Regions from separate parts of the Mus musculus genome. Here region 2 is linked to region 1. The links are chromatin loops, found by intact Hi-C in ENCODE. Cell type or tissue: left cerebral cortex. All regions are shown on one strand. Each heading gives the region's core, and the rest is flanking DNA. Links, peaks and the distances in the headings are about the cores only. Region 1 has its middle 21 kb from the start of AI197445. Region 2 has its middle 120 kb from the start of Gm31715.

What was found. Hi-C counts contacts between places; a loop is a spot of excess contacts. Peaks named below come from ENCODE experiments on the same cell type or tissue, not always from the same donor. Only the 100,000 strongest peaks of a DNase experiment are listed, where the experiment ranks them.
Region 2: a loop joins it to region 1, with 8 times the contacts of the local background. A loop is called at or near these places in 4 of 42 quality-filtered maps.

What each region holds. Positions count from the first base shown.
Region 1 is chr13:107,444,501-107,452,840 of GRCm38, forward strand. No RefSeq gene overlaps it. Among named protein-coding and RNA genes, the nearest start is that of AI197445, 21 kb to the right of the region's middle. In left cerebral cortex, for the core only: no CTCF peak of the experiment used is centred there; DNase peaks (open chromatin) are centred at 4,290 and 5,445; H3K4me3 peaks cover 725 bases; H3K27ac peaks cover 1,054 bases.
Region 2 is chr13:107,325,187-107,333,526 of GRCm38, forward strand. It overlaps the pseudogene Gm2736. Among named protein-coding and RNA genes, the nearest start is that of Gm31715, 120 kb to the left of the region's middle. In left cerebral cortex, for the core only: a CTCF peak has its summit at 707 (motif pointing right); DNase peaks (open chromatin) are centred at 711 and 4,336; H3K27ac peaks cover 502 bases.

The sequences.
Region 1 (8,340 bases), core at 35-8,034:
TCACTAGCCTTCTCTTGAGTTACTTGACATGGTTCATTCAAACCTTTCTTCATCTCTCCAATGCTCATTTCCTAGACTGAATGAAGTTATTTTTGCCTGGACAGTTTGCGTACGGATTCATCTCTGTATGAAGGTACTAGGAGAATTATGTGCTAGTCTAGAAGCAAGTTCCTGGAAATCTATAATGGATGGATTGTGGGTCTTCTTTTACTGTTTTAAGAGTCTTACATCTCTTAGCTTCCTCTGTGCACCTAACTTATAGTGACTATCAAGTGCAGAACTTGGCATATGATAGTGCCCTAGCAAATACTATTTTCCATATTTTTCACCAAATCTGTGAAGCCCTGATTTGCTATTAAATTGTCACTCAAGTCACTGTGCAAAAAGGGAAGTCAAAATAGATGCAAAGCTGTAGCTTTGCTTGGTTGGCTCCTGTCTTCTTTGTGCCATTTTGTGTCTGACATTGGCTGATGAATGTTCCCGCACTGTCCTGATTTAGTACGAGGTGCAAGTTTTCATGAACACAGAGACTAATTCACCCCCATCTTGATCCATAGAACAAACCCTATATTCACACTCTTCAGAATACTCCCTAGTCTACCAGCACTGTCTCTTTGTGATTTCCATAGCTAATTTCACAAATAAAAATTTCCAAGCTGTACCAAATCTTTATCAGGATGAGACATGTTGTTACACCTCCTGAATTTCTCCTTCATCTATTCATAACTCTAGGGAGGGGGCCCTATTGGAATGGTTTGTTTCCTTGAAGTCCAAGTCATTTACTGTTTTAGACAACATCTCTTTCCTTGTGCTTCGGGATGTATGTGCATAAACACACATGCAAATGCATATTATTGTGATTGCAGTGAGGTTTATATCATGGCAGGATCTCCTCTTTCTTCTTTCTCAGGTCCCAGATCGGGCTGTAGATCATAGTCACAACATTTTACTATGGTAGAGAGTTCCCCAAATTCCAGGCCAGGCACTCCATCTGCATCTCAGCGATTACAATGCAACTCTTACCAATTATGAGGCCTATCCTCGGGATCCCCAACTCCCTTCTGAGGGCCCACGTCAAAGAGGTCTTTGCTCTACCACAACACTTCCCAGATACCCAGAGGAAAGCCTGAGAATCCTGGATCATCTTATTATTGGAAATTCTCTTTGGGGAGATTTCCTGAAGATATACAGGGTTTTTACAAGTGAAAAAAAATGCAGAAATCAATTCAGAACTGAAGTGCTGTCTCATTTACATGTGTCCTGAAATAAATTGAGGGAAAGTTCCTAGATATTTAACTTATTTTTATAGCTTGTCTTTTAAAGACAGGAAATTGAGTTTATTGAATGTCCATCCTACTCGGCCAACCATTCTTTTAGCTCCCATTTAGTTCACATAACCCTAATGTATGTTTTATTAGCTTCCATTTATAGATGGCATTATAGACGGTGCAGTTATGCAATTAAGCCCCAGGCCACCGGGCAAAGGATAGGGCCGGGACTCCTGTTCAAGCTCTGTAACTTCAGAACCTTGCCATTTCCCCATCCATGCTGGTTTTATTTTGGAGATAGTCCTTTCAGTACCACAGAAACATCTCACAATTACTATGAGTCCAGCTGCCTCCCTTCTACAGTGAGGAAGTTGGAATAGCTCATTGCTGAGTTTGCTATTCATTCTAATCTTCTGAAATCCTTGAAGAGCTTGATAGAAAGATCAGGCCGTATTTCCAAGAGGTAAATAAGAGGGAGAGGAGTGGAACAGGAACTGGGGAGAAGAGAAAGTTACCCACTCCAGTCATAGCTACCCCAGAGGCAGAGATGAAAAGGTGACTCGAATCTAGAAGTTCAAAGCCAGCTTGAGCATTAGGAAGAAACCCTAAGCAGCTACCTAAATGTAGAAGTTCATGGCTTCCAAGGTGCTAAGTCTAACCTGGAGTTGCTGTAGGTTTCTAGGTTATCTCAAAGAGACTTTAATAGAGAACTCTGGGTTTTTATCAATCACTTTTAAAGGAGAGAGGGAGAAGAAGATAGAGACGGAGACAGAAAGAGAGTGTTTGCCTATGTAGAGACCAGAAGTTGATATTAAGCATCTTCCTATATTGCTGGATACCTTATTTTGGGGGGAAAGGATTGTTAGATATCTTATTTGGGGGGACAGGGTCATGTGTGCGTGTACGTGTCTGTGTGTGTTTGCATATGTTAAAGAAGAGAAGTTGATATCAAGATTCTTCCTATATTGCTCGATACCTTATTTTGGGGGATAGGGTCATTCATTGTCTTCTCCCACTCCCCCCTCTCTCTCCAGCACTGAGGTTACAAATCTATTCTACACACGCAGCTTTGAAGTGGGTGCTGGGATTCAAGCTCAGGTCCTCATGCTTACATAGCAAGCACTTCACCCACTGATCTGTCCCTGCAAGTCTCCCATTGAGGATTCTCAAAACTTTAGGCCTAGACTTCTGAAAGAGGATTCTGTCTCCAGAAAGCATCATCATTGAAAGAATTTAAGTTAATATATGATATCCTCTTTGGTTTGCATGCCTCTCAGGCCTCCTTCATATATATATATATATATGTATGTATATATATATATATATAGCAGAACAGAAATTTTGACATATAATTGGTACCTTGTAGGGAGGAAAGTGACCCACAGCTGTGAGAGCTGCTATGCCTGATATGGATGGCTACGCTCTCAGTGCCCTTTCTCCCTTTCTCCCTCCCTCCCTCTCCTTCCTTCCTTCCCTCTGTCCCTCCCCCTCCCTTTCCTCCCTCCCTCATTCCCCTCCATCTCTCTCCCTTTTTTTCTTCCTTCCTCCCTTCCTCCCTTCCCCCTTTCTCCCTTTCTCCCTCCTTTCTCCTCCATCCTAATTTGGGGACAGGGCACAAGTCTTTTCTTTTGGAACTGCTGTGTCCTGATTTGTAGTTCATACAACGAAGTGTTATATGTTGAAGAATTCCTCGGGTACCATTTTACATAGACATTCTCTGTGCTTCCATGGAGCGACATCAGTCTGAATTCTGATGTTCCCCTGATGGAACAAGTACCTTACACAGCTTGACTGCAATTAAGTCTTATCAGGTAAATTTCTGTGAATATTTTGAGGAATCGAGAAATGTAGGATAGCTCGTAAAAACTCAGGACCAACAGTATTCCTTCAATCACACTGTAAAATAAATGCATTTCTGAACGTGGAGATTCATGTAATTTGACTTGATTGAACTAGAAACTCCCAGGAAGAGCTTGATTTTTGGTCCATTACCCAGGCCACAGAGACTTGGATGAGCTTCTGTTAAGTACACAGCTCCAGGCTCGAGAAGCCTTCTCATCAACAGTGAAGGCATGCTGCCACTGACAAGCAGAGGGGCTTCTTTGTCTTCTCATTGCCACTGTCTGAGCCATCAGCCAGCAGTGGAATAGCATGCTAATACACTGTGCCAGCATGTATGTATTCTCCCAGAATGTCTGCGTGACTACTGCCATTCTGAACCAGGAACACAAAAGGCTGGGAAATCTAAGATAACAAATACTACTGCATGGCACCACAGATACAGCATGTTAATTATTAAGCTTCTAGGAGTCTCGGTTTTTGTACCTTTAAAAATGGGAGTAATGGTTACTGATCTAGTGTAGTGAAAAAATAAATAAAATTTTAAAAAAAGAAGTGGGCTGTTGAGATGGCTCAGCAGGTAAAGGTGCATGCTGCCAAGCTTGAAGACCTAAGCTTGAGTCCTAGGACAGATAGACAGACAGATACACACACACACATACACACACACACACACACACACACACACACACACACACACACTTCCTCTCTCAAACTCATTCCAAATGACTTTAAATACCATACGTATCTTCTATTATATTATATTTATTACTCATAAATATGCCCTGGTTGTCTCATGTCTTACTTGTCAATAAGTACAAATAAGGCCATCTTGATTCTCAAGTTTTAATGTCTCTATAGACCCAGCTCCCATTTTTATTCCTTCTCTTAAATATTTGTATTCCCAGGAGTCCTTGCCTGTGCCCAGGGATAGGTCCTGGCTCCTGAATGTTCCCTGAGAAGCCACATGTCCCCAAGGCTGGCAGTTCCCCTGGAAGTTCTGTGGGCTGAGCTTCTGTTCCTATTGTACCTGTGTCACGAGGCTCTGGAAAATCTGTTCTAAACATTAATGTAACCACAATGCCATCAATGGCCTTCAAATCCAGCCGTTTCTATAGCTCTCACCACCCTCTGGAATGAAAAGGAAAGCCTATTCCTCATTGTCCTCAGGTCGAGTCCCATAGAAAATTGCTCAAAGTCCTGTATGCCCAATATTGAGTTACACATGCTGGTGATTCTTACATAGATTTTTTCGGTGAAGATCTGCCCACACATCCTGAGTCAAGGGTAGGATGATCAACCATCTCAGTTTCCTGGAACATTTGTGGTGTCAGCACTGAATTTTTCCAATCACAGGCACAGTGTGTGCCTATACTCCCAGTGCCGGCTTTCCAGAACCTATTGACAGGTCAGCTAGTCCAGTTGAGTTGATGAACTCCAGGTTCAATGAAAGACCCTGTCTTGAAAAGTTAATATAGAGTGACTGAGAAAGAAACAGATATTAGCCACTGGCCTGTGCACTTATGCACACACACATGCAAACACATAACACACTTAAAGATGAATGAAAGAATAAGGCTTTCAGACATTTCATTTTCAAGGGAGCTCTTCAGCTCCTTTGTTAGCCTGGTGTTAACCTCCTCTAAACCAGGAGTATGGGAGGATAGATATTGCTTGGTCCTGTTCATTAAACTTTGGAATCCTGTTAGTTTTATCTGAACAGTCCCACAATGAACATCCCTGTTCTTAACCCTCTGTGAATGAATGTGATTATTTCTTTTGTATAAATGCACCTAAATAGAACTGATTTTTGATATAATGCAAGTTTCCCATCAGAAAGTCTATCCCAGTATACTCACTGGGGCTTTAGTTTTTTTAACCAGGCAAATGCATCTAGAGTAAAAAGAACTTTGCCTTGCTACTAGGAGAACACACCAGAACATCCTTGCCAGAAGGACAGAAAGGACAGGATTGGAGGAATGGGACCAGCAGTTCAAGAGCTGCCAGAGAGGGCACGGAGCACCTTATGCTCAACGTGTTTTGGTTCCAATACAGCACATTCTCTTAGACTGTGCACGCCGTCCCTCCACACAGCATTTCCTGTCACATCCAAATTTTCTGCAGTCCTCAGCCAAGGCATCGGCACTTGGAAGAAAACAAGAGGCTGGGAAAATTCCACTCTGACTTCATGCCGTACCCTAGGCATAAATGCCAAGAAAGCAAGGTCCAGGTCACCACTTACAAAACGAAACTGTTGTCTAGTTAGTTGCAAGCTGCCTGAGATGAGATGGGGCTTCTACGTAAGAGGAAGTTCCAGAAACAACACGGGGGACTAATGAGGTAATTGGCATTATGTAACCTGCTCACCAGGCTTTCCAGCTGGCTGGACCCAGTTCCTAATGAAAAGCTGTCTTATCCTTCCCAGGACTGGGAGTAGGCAAAAGCAGGGAGCATGAAGCATACCAAATGATCTCACTACACTCAGCATTCTCAAAGCACACTCTGGGATGAAACCCAAAAGGCACGCAGGCAAAAGGCATGCGCATTGTGATGGTTAGCACTGACTGCCAAGTTGACAGGATTGAGAATCGCTTGAGTGACCAACCTCTAAGAATGTCTGTGAAAGAGGTTTTTGTTGCTGTTGCTGTTGTTGTTGTTGTTGTTGCTGTTGTTGTTGTTGTTGTTGTTGTTGTTGTTGTTTTTAATTGGGTTGAGTTGGGAAGACCCGCCCTAACTGTGGCATCACCACCCCAAGGCTGAGTAGAAATGAGAGAGTGTGCTGAGATTCAGTGTTGATCTCTCCCTGCTTCCTGACTAGACGCAACGATTAGACGCAACGATTAGACGCAACGATTAGACGCAACGATTAGACGCAACGATTAGTAACTCTATTGGCCCCTAGGACTTCCCCGTCTTGATGGACTCTACACTCAAACTGTGGGATGAAAGAAACCCTTCCCTCTTTAAGTTGCTTTCTTTGGATATTTTGTCACAGTAATAAGATGAGTTACTAATGCACTACCCTCACCATTTTTCAATTTCAGGTAAAGAAAGCATGATCATTTAAAATAGAGAGATGGCCAAGTTTGGGCAAATACTTTGGAACTATGCACATGCAATGTCCTAGCAATAGCCTGCTCTCGTTGGGCAGTACAGCTAGCAAACCAATGTCAATATTAGATCAGATATACATACCGAGCATGCTCAATAAATATCTACTTATGTGATCAACTCTCCAAACTAACAAAAAATAGCAGATCCAATTCCCTCAATGAGCCTACAGACCCCTGAGTATACAGGTCTGTCTAACAATAGTCCTGGCTGACCATGGTTTTCTAACCAAGAGGGTGAGCTGCTTGGGCCATCAGATTTGCAAAACTCCACGTGGGAAGACTGTGGCTGGGATAATGCTTTTAGGTGACTGCCTAGCTCTCCTCTACCTCACAGCGGAAATTTTCAGCATGACACTGGGTCTAGTTCCAGTGATTCTTATTATAGGTCCTGGTTTACTAGGACTTTAAAATTAGGAAACCGGGGTGGAGGGAGGGGGGAGATGGTTCCACAAGTAAAGGTTCTTGCCACCAAGCTTGATGGTCTGAGATTGAACTCTGGGACCTACGTGGTAGAAAGAGAGAATCGACTCCTACAGGCTGTTCTCTAAATTCCATATCCACACCACTGTTTCAGCATACCCCATTCTCCACCCCCAAACACAAACACAATTTTAAAATTGAAAATCAGAAATTAAACTATATTGCTTCCCAAGATCATCCCTTCCCCTTTAATATCATCAGCATAGTAATTCTCGCTAAATAAATAACCTATCTGGCCCTGGAAGTGCATGCCTTTAATTCCAGCAGTTTGAAGGCAAAGATAGGTAGATTTCTGTGATTTTTTTTTTTGAGACCAATTTGGTCTATGTAGTGATTTCCAGGCAAGCTAGGGCTGTAATGAGAACCTGTCTAAAAACAAACAAACAAGCATGATAAATAAAGCTCAGTTTGAATCCAGAATTTGAATTTTTGCAGTTACATTGTAGAAAGTCACAGGCTCAAGTTCACTTCTACCTCCTTTGCTGTTTGTCACCATGGCTGATAAAGGGCAGTAGCATGGGTCCTTGGACATGAACAAAACCATGGCTGGCCATTGTAACCGCCAAAGGAAGCACAGCACAACTCTTCCGCGGCTTGTTTTATGGCTTCTTGAAGGACAGATACACTGCCCTTTACCCTTTCACTCTCTGTGCTCCCTCATCTCGTGCTTTCCTGAAGTAGCTCTTGGGCTTTTGTCTACAGTCCAGATGCTAAATCGATAGCTACTTTCTCCAGACTCACACCAAGGTCTTGCTAAAGGACCATCTGAAACACACACATTTATTTATTGTAACAGTGTTGTCTAGAATCCCAGGTCAATGTCATCCCAGTGGATGAAACTGTGGAGTCAGCTTAGCATTTCGAGTTGTCTTCTTGTCTCTTAGCCATCTTGGCTGACTTTGCTGTGTTTTTGTAACAGTGATTTCTGATTATTATCTCAAGTTCCTTGAAATTTAGTAATTATTTAATGACTGTGCTCTTCGGAGAGACATTACTTTGCTGCACTCTTCATTTGGAGGTTTTAGTCTGTGTGGTAGTGTGCATTTGAGTACAGATTCTCAAGGCTAATGCCCAGGAAGACAAATGCTCTCCCTGAGTGGGATTCTCCCACTGACAGTGCAGCCCTTGAAGGGTAATAGTTTCAAAGTCCCTACTCTCCCAAATGCATGCCTCCTGGCCATCAAGATCATCTTTATGCTTAAGTAAATGATAGCTGAATTGTTTTCCATTTCTGTTCAAGCATTTTCCAGAACTTCTCCCTTCAACTTGTGGAAATTAATTACCCTCCCCTTGAATGAGCTAGTATTAATGACTTGCTTCTAACAAACAGAAAAGGTTGGATGTGAGTTGGGTTCCCTCCTGGATCTCCTCTTATCACTCAGCCAGGGGAAAGCCAGATGCCACGTTGTCAGGGCTCTTTGTTGTCTCTGCTGGGAGATGCATGTGGCCTGAAGCCTCCCACCAGGAGCCATGTGTGTGCCGTCTTAAGAGCATATCTTCTAGTCCCAATCAAACCCTCAGGACACTGTAGTCTGATGACTAAAGTCTCTGAGCCAAACACCAAACAGCTTTCAAGTTTCTGACCCACAGAAGTCTTGAGATATTGTTTACCATCTCAGCATACCAAGTTTCAAAGTGAC
Region 2 (8,340 bases), core at 59-8,058, 120 kb before region 1:
CCTTATTAAAGTAGGTTTTAGAAAAATCTAAGCCTACAGAGTCTGCCTCTCTATCTCATTTTTCTCCTTCCTCTATGAACTTTCTTCTTCTTTATATATGTCCCACAAGCTCATATGGCTGGAACTCCTTACCTTCACTGCAGAGATAAGTTCAGCCCATTAAAATGGGTATTTTAAAGGAGAACTTAGACAAGTAAGGACTTACAGATAAGCACTGTGGAAATAAAATGGATCGCCATGTGCTGCTTGGCCTAGTTATCCATGAGGGAAAGGTGCTTATAGGGCTAAACGCAGACACCTGTGTATGATAATGGGTTTCTCTCCCCCCTCTCTCTTCTCTCTTTCTCTCTCTCTCTCTTCCTTCCTTCCTTCCTTCCTTCCTTCCTTCCTTCCTTCCTTCCTTCCTTCTTTCCTTTTTTTTTTTTCTTGGTCAGTGATTATGTGGAAGAAAGACACTTGAATATCTGTTGGTTGGAAAATTCTACAGGCAGCTTACGCTCTTTTTAGATGCCATGGGCAAAACATCCAAGTCTTGGCACCAACTCTCTTCTAATCCAACTTATATGCAACTCATTGCATCTTTTTCAGCCCCAAAGGCTCTGAGTAGAGAAGGAGCCAATGCCAAGGACAAGGGTGTTCAGCTTGGATCCAAACCCTGGAAGACAATGGAGCCCCATTGTGACTGACACAATGAGCCACTGGATGGCAGTGTGGGTCCATGCAGATGAAGGTGGGCAGGCCATTTGTCTTTCTTTTTAAAAGGCCATTTAAGTTTGACAGGTAATTTGGCACATTTGGAGTTTGAGTGTGCCAAATGATTTGGCAAATATTTCACTTTCCTTTGAAAATCAGCACACCTGCTGTTGTGGCCTGCAGGAAAGTGGAGGTGGTAGCACCTCCCTCAACTCCCTTGTTAGTGCTAAATTCATAGTGGAAAAAAATTGGGTACGAATATAGAGACAACCTATCATAATGTTCAGTGTGGTACCATGATTTGAGAAATGGTTGGAGGTTTGTGTCTCTTTTGGGCCCAACCTCTGCTTTTTCGGGGGGGGGGGGTAACTTTTGACTTCACAGTGATGCTGTCTCCCTAGTAGGTAGCTCAGCTGGCTCTTGGCCAGGTGGGATGAAAAATCTTGTCCTCTACTGGTCCTCCCACCAAGAGCATTAGGAAAATCCCCAACGTTTCCTTTTCTCAAGAAATCTCTGCTTTTCCCTTAGTATGCTTAATAACCAGATGACCCAAGCAATGTGAGAGTGTCTCCTAGGTGTCTTAATCATCTCAAAGGCATTGGTTTGCTGAACATGAAGGTGACAGTTAAATGTGGACATTCCATGCTTGTGGGAAAATATGGATGATGGGTTGAAATACAAGGCCATTAGGCCAAGTTCCTAGCCTACCAAATTTAAGTCCGTTTCCCATAGTACATGCTACTCAGCGTGTTACAGATGAATAAAAATAGTGTTATCATTAGTGTAACTTTAAGTATGATCTATTCTTTAAAAAGGTAAGACATTTTTAGTCCCAATTACTATAACTGACATACCTAGAGTATGATGTGGGACCACTTGCCAAATGCCTAGTAACACACCCATAGCAGGTTAAAAACAGACAGATTAAAGAAGAGAGATTAGTGAGTTTTGTCAGTACCATGCATTGACTAGTCAGAGGAACAGTGATTGTGTCAAATCTTTTAACCTTTTGAGATATACCAAAGAAGCATGCTATAATAGGATGACTCTGGGTTCAAATTTTGAGGAATGGCTTCTAGTCCCAAGTCCACTTAGCAGCTATGTGTCAGTGCAGACATTATTAACTCTCTAACCTGTCTTCCTATCTGAATATGGAAAAGGCAATTCAGATGAACTCCTGCAGCTAGAAACCATTGTGATTCCCTTTGGTCTAGGTAGTTTTAAACATTTTCACATACTCTTGGTGTATATTCCAATTAGATAGAGCAGTAGTAAAATGGGAGGGTATATTTATTGAAGTAAAATATATACTAAGTAACTGCCATTTTTTAATGCAGCAAATAGCAGTGCCATAAAAAGAGACTTTTGGAAGAGTAAGAGACTTTATGAAAATATACATACTCATACTTTTAACATTCAGCTATTGAGTTCCAATTAAGACCTTCCATAAGTATGTATTTTTTTTGTCTTTAGGTACTCATTAGTTGTTTTATATTTCTCCATTTCCTACCACTAAAGTTTCACTTCTTGAGAGGCCAGATGAAGAATGTTATGGAGGGTGATGGAGAGCTTGACAAGAGAGGTTTCTGTTGACTGACAGTGGAAACCTAGTTGGAGCAGATTGAAAAAGAACACTGGGAGGCATGTGGCTGGAGAGACGACTGAATACATAGAGTATTTGTCTGTATTTGATTCCTGGCATCCACATCGTTGGTTGAAGGAAAGGAATGGGCTCCTGCAGGTCAACCTGTGACTCCCACACCTACACATGTCATGCATTCCTCAATACATATGATTTTTAAAAACCTGGGCATGCATGGTGATCTGCCTATAATCCCTAGCTTAGGAGAAGTAAGGAGATTCCCCAAGATATGCTGGCTAGAGGTGTAGCTAGACCAGTCAAATCCCAAGTTTCTGGTTTAATGAGAGTTTCTGCCTCAGTGAATGAAGGAGAGAACGACTGAGGGGGATGCTCAATGTCAACTCTTGGTCTTCACATGGATGCTATTCTCACATGTGTGACATACCCCCCACACACACACACACACAGAGAGAGAGAGAGAGAGAGAGAGAGAGAGAGAGAGAGAGAGAGATGAGGAAATGGTAGCAGCATGCAGATGTGGGCCTCAGTATTTACAGGTTTTGTACCTGCGTAGTCCATTAAGCACAGACTAAAGATATTGAGAGAAAAAGGTCTAGATGAACCGTGTCCAAGCCCTTTTCATCATTGTCATTATTTCCTAAAGAAAATCATATGCCAACTATCTATATTAGCAGCAATCTAGAGATAGTTTTAAGAACATAGGATGATGTTTGTAGATTATATGCAGATATGTCTTAAGGGACATGTGCATCCATGAGTTTTGGTATTCATGAGCTTCCTGGAACCCATGCCTCAAGATTATTGAGGGAAAAGAGTATTTACATCTCTTATGAGAATTATTGTTTTAAGAAAAGGCAAAAAGCCCCCGCCACAGAACCAAAAACAAAAATAGGAAAAGAAAAAAGAGGTAGTTGCTGGTACGTGAACTCTAGAGAGAGACTCTTTTCTAAGAAGGTAGACATTCTAAGACTCACTGTATCTGAAGAAAAATATAGATATAGGTTACCATATATTCAGAGTTTTCGCCAAAAGGCTGAGGCCAGCTTATAGATCTCGGGCTCATTTTATCAAGAGCAAAACTACCTTACATGCCCTGTGTCTTTAAGCAGAGCTGCCAGGGTGGAGGAGGCCCAGGAACACTCCTTTTTTTTTTCTGCCAAGTTAGCAAGCTTTGATTCAAGAGACCATACCATCCCAGAACTGGCCAGTCATAGCATCCTAACCTCTCATTAAACCAACTGTGGAGTCTGAGGCTTAGCAGAGTTAGACTTGAAACTTTGCTCTCAGAATTCTACTGGGTAAGGATTTAGAACGTGGCTTTGGGACCTAAAAATACCTCTGAGTGGAATTATGCCATAGTTTATTAGTTGCATAACCCCCAAGGCAAGTTATCCTTGGTTTTCACATCAGCTGAATGACAGAACTCTACACTATTTCAACAAATAAGCATTGGAATGAGGCATTTTCTTCTACAATTGTAAAATTAAACCAAGAGAAGACAAGTGCTTCGTCCAGTGATGGGTATTAGGGTAAGCACTGATTCACGTTGGCCATTTGCATGCATAGAAATGAAATGTTATAAACTTGCATGTACAGAAAAATTCTAAAAATGTTATGGATACTTCTACAAATGGGATATAATAAACACCAGAGAAAGCACACAGGCCACAATGTTTAGTCTAAGTCTTGCTAAGCGTGTAACTAGCTGTAGTCACTGTGCTCATAGACTCTTACTCATGGTTGACTCAAGTCTAAGGCCTTTTTCCAAGGCCTGTTTGGCCTGCCCATGTGCAATGGTTATCTTCTCTATGAAAACTTCAGAGTCACCTCCCTCCCACATGGACGCAGGATACCCCTGTTCTCTCTTGCTCTTTGAAGCTAGCCAGGAGTTTAAATTTGCTGGTTGTGGCTACGGGTTGCCAGGAACAAAAACCAATCGTCTTTCAATGGCTTCAGAATTGCCTGACAGGAACAGAATGAGTGCAACAAAGCTGTGGACCCGGGCAGAAAGGCTGAGGGACAGGAAAGGAAAGCTATCTTTGCCAGCTCTTCCCAGAGCTATAAATGTACTCACTTTCAGCGGGCTGGCCAGACGCTGCCTCTGCTTCTTTGGGTAGGTGTCCTCCTTTCTTGTTGCCCCATATTCTGCTTCTTGACATTATCACAGATTCTGTTTGTAGTAGTCCAAGTAGCTTAGGATGTTTGTTCTCTCCCTTGGGAACCCAATTCCCCCCTTTGAAAAAAGAAATTTCCCAGTCACCACTTTGCTTAAACCATGTTTCCAATGTTAGTTTTCTTCTCGCTGGAGATGAGCAAGGCAGGGCAGAATTAAAACCCAAAGAACAGCATAAGTTAATTGGAGTCTGAAAAGATCAGGATACTCAAAGCTCAGCTTGATAAAACCCCATAGGGTTTGGAAATGAGTCTTATGGGATCCAAAAAATAAAATAAATAAAATTTAAAAACCTGTTTCCTATTGCCCCAGGGATCCACTTACCAACTTTCTATAGTAATCTTTGAACTTCTGAACTACAATCAAAGGCTTAGTTTAAATAAACAATATATTTATGCTTCTACTTTACATATACTGCTGAAAAAGTGGCTGAGATGCAAAATAAAAGTTTTATAATCTTCTTAGTTATATAAACTGTACTATAGTGGAAAATATTGTGCCAAGATGCCTGACTTTTTTTGGCTATAACTGACATATACATAATTTTATCTTTCTCAGTTAAACACACACACAAACACACACACACAGTGTAAGCTAATGTACCCTCTAAAGTGGAAACTTAAGGGTTCTTTGGAGAGTCAGTTGTGTTGGATGATGTTCTGCTAGGGCAAATGTGAAGGTGTGCTTTCCTGAAGCAGAAACAGGTGAAAGGATGTTCTTCTAAAGCAAGCACATGAAAAGACACATGATGAAGAATTCTTTGATAACAACAGGCATGTAGTGGTCCACCTTATATTGCATAGTTGAGCTCCATTTGTTGGGACTCCATAGAGAGAAACACACAAAAACAAAAACAAAACTGGTGGTATGCTTGCAGCATCTTGCTGCTTCCTTGGACTTGGGCCAAGTGGCAAAGTGATGTCAGCTGAGACAGACTCTCGTGGAGTTTTGCTAAGACAGACACACATGCTGAGGCAAGACATGTGATGAGGTAAGACCCATTAAGGACACATGGTGCTTGGAGGGATTATAAATAGGACTCAAGGGACTGTGAGAGAGGCTTATTGGTAGATCTTGCTGTACAATGCTTCTTGGTCTCTCGTCTTCACTGATCTTTACTTCGCTGAGAGAGGCATGGCAGTGAACTTCTAGTGTTCCTGCTGGTCCCAATGTCTCCTGCTGAGTCATGCAGATTCAGCTGAGGCCTGCCTGTTCCTCCTAGGTCATACTGCTATCCTAACACCACTGAACTGGACCGCTGGTCCAGGAAGTGTCTGCAAGTGGATCAAGCTGCCACTGCTGACCTGTGAACTGAACTGCTGATTTCCTGCCACCACAGATGGGATCTGCTCCAAAGAACTATTTCTAAACAGGTCCACTTCGCCCATATCCTAGTAACTTTCTTTTCCACTACCCATGGTGGGTGGTTGGCTAGAAAGGAGGTTAAAGCAATTAAGAACCATCATTAAAAGTAGGCTTTGAAAAAATTAAAGTTATAACCCTCTCTATAGTTTTTCTTTTCGTTTTCAAAATTTGCTCCTAGAATGAGGAGATAGCTCATTTGGTAAAAACATCTTTTGTACAAGCGTGAGAACTGGAGGTGGGATCCCTGGAACTCTTAAATAAAAGCCCAGGAATGATGGCCCATGTTTATAACCCTTCTGCAGCACGGATGAATCTGCAGAACTCACTGACCAGTCCGTGTAGTCAAACAGTAAACCCTGAGCTCAGTGAGATGGCTTGTCTTAAAACCTAAGGTGTAGAAAGCTTGAGAAATCAGCCTATGGCTTCCATATGCATGAGCACATGTGCATATGCACCCTCATGTACATGTGGTGCATTCATATAAACATACCACACACATATGTGCACAGGCACACACACCTTACTTCGGCTTTTAAAAAAACTGTTGCTGGCACTGAGGAAGTCCTCTAAGCTTCAAGTGGTAATAAATTTGATAAAGAATGTATTGGGAGTGATCATGACACAAATAAGAACTACCATGCTGGGCTTCAGGGTAATGGGGAATAGAACAGTTCACCTTTAGTTTATCAGCTGAATTTCAGCTCAGAATCTAATGATAAAAAGCCATTACCCGCTGAAGGTCCATGGTCTTTGGAGAAATGAGTATAGTCATTTCAGCTCCAACTCCAAACAGCCCAGAGTCTCCATCAGCATGGCTGCCATTGCAATCACAGCTAATTGTCACTAGTGCTGTGGAAACCAGGATTGGATGAGAAGGCAGACTGAAATCACTTCGAGTGCACCATGCAAGGTAGCCCTTGAGGAGCCAAAGGCTGCCTCTGCCAAGGCTGATGTCCCCTTTGAAATTTAGAGGAAATGAATGTAAGACCTGAAAATGTCTACTCATTAGTTCAGTTACAGAGACTTTCTTTCCATACAGATTAGTGTTTTAATAACAGTTGCCATTCGAACTATATTTTATTAAAATTCCCATCTGTGTTGGGGCCATGAACAAGGTCAAGGTAAAATCAGTCATTCTATTTCCATACTTGGTTGAACCCTTCCATTTCTAGGGAGAATCCAGCATCTCTGTGGACAGCTAGTACTAACTTGAGAGAATATCTTAACTACTGCTTATTCTGGTAACAAAAGTCACTGCTGGTCCTTTAAAAGAGCATTATTTGAAGAGCTTTAAAAATTGGCTTTAGTTGGTCATTTTAGAGGTATGGCTTGTTCACTTCCTCTGCATTCACTGGAGACTGTATTTAAGCTCTAAACAGCAACAGTGTTACCTTTTTTTTTTTTTTTTTTTTTTTTTTTAGAATAAAAGAGGCAACTAAATATAAACGGTGTCGTGAAATAGCCCTAGTCTCGTCTCTTTACATATTTATAAAGAAGTTTCCTACTATCTAATGGCTCCCTATGAAATGCCATAGGGATGTGGACAACTTCTCTTCCAATTGACATTTCTAAATTGGTGACATGCAATTACCTTCTCCATATTCACACTGCTAAGTAAGTTAAAAATTTAAATTACATACTTGTAGCTCATTGAAGACTTCCCTGAGTATAAAATGGATGTTCAGTGTCTTGAGAGGTCATTTGAAGTTGTTAACTTCCCTACTTTCCTGAGCAAAATGGGCCTCCCTGGAAAATTTCTAAAGAAGGTGTACTGCTATGTTACCCACTTCCTGATCTTCGAACTGTTTCCTGATTGAGTCTCTTGTTCTTGTTTCAGAAATACAGGTGAATTTCTCCATCCAGTGGGAAATTCTAACTATGTTCACAATCCAAGAGCCAGAGACTTTGAATTGGAAGGTGCCCAGGAAGTATGGGTGGACCGAGTAAATGGGCTTCTGTGATGGTTGGTCATGATGGATAATTGCATACATTGTTTGGTTATTTGTATGACAGCCTGGCATGATGGGGTAAATTCCAACAACACTCTGATATGCTTGAGAAAGTTTAGAAACAGAATCATTCTGGTATTTGTTTTGAAGCTGGCTAGTTGTAAAAACTGTATTATTATTACTTGGAGGGTTTCTCACAAATATTATGAGCTACTATTTCTTCACCCAACATGGCCACAGTGTGGGAGTGTCTGGAATTTGACAGACAAGTGGTATTGACGAAAAAGTCATGCTGATCTCAACTATATTAGTCAGGGTCCTTCAGAGGATCAAAAATCAATAGGATAGAGAGAGACATTTAAGAGGGGATTTGTTATAGGAACTGGCCTACATGATTTTTGGAGGCTGATCTGCCAGTTGCTACCTGGAGATCTCTGAGAACTACAGTCTTACTCAGTCTGATTCTGAGGGTCTGAAGGCCTGAGGTATAGGTTCTGGAATCATAAGATCCAAAACCCAAGAGGACTGATTTCTATGTGTAGGAAAAAAAGGATGTT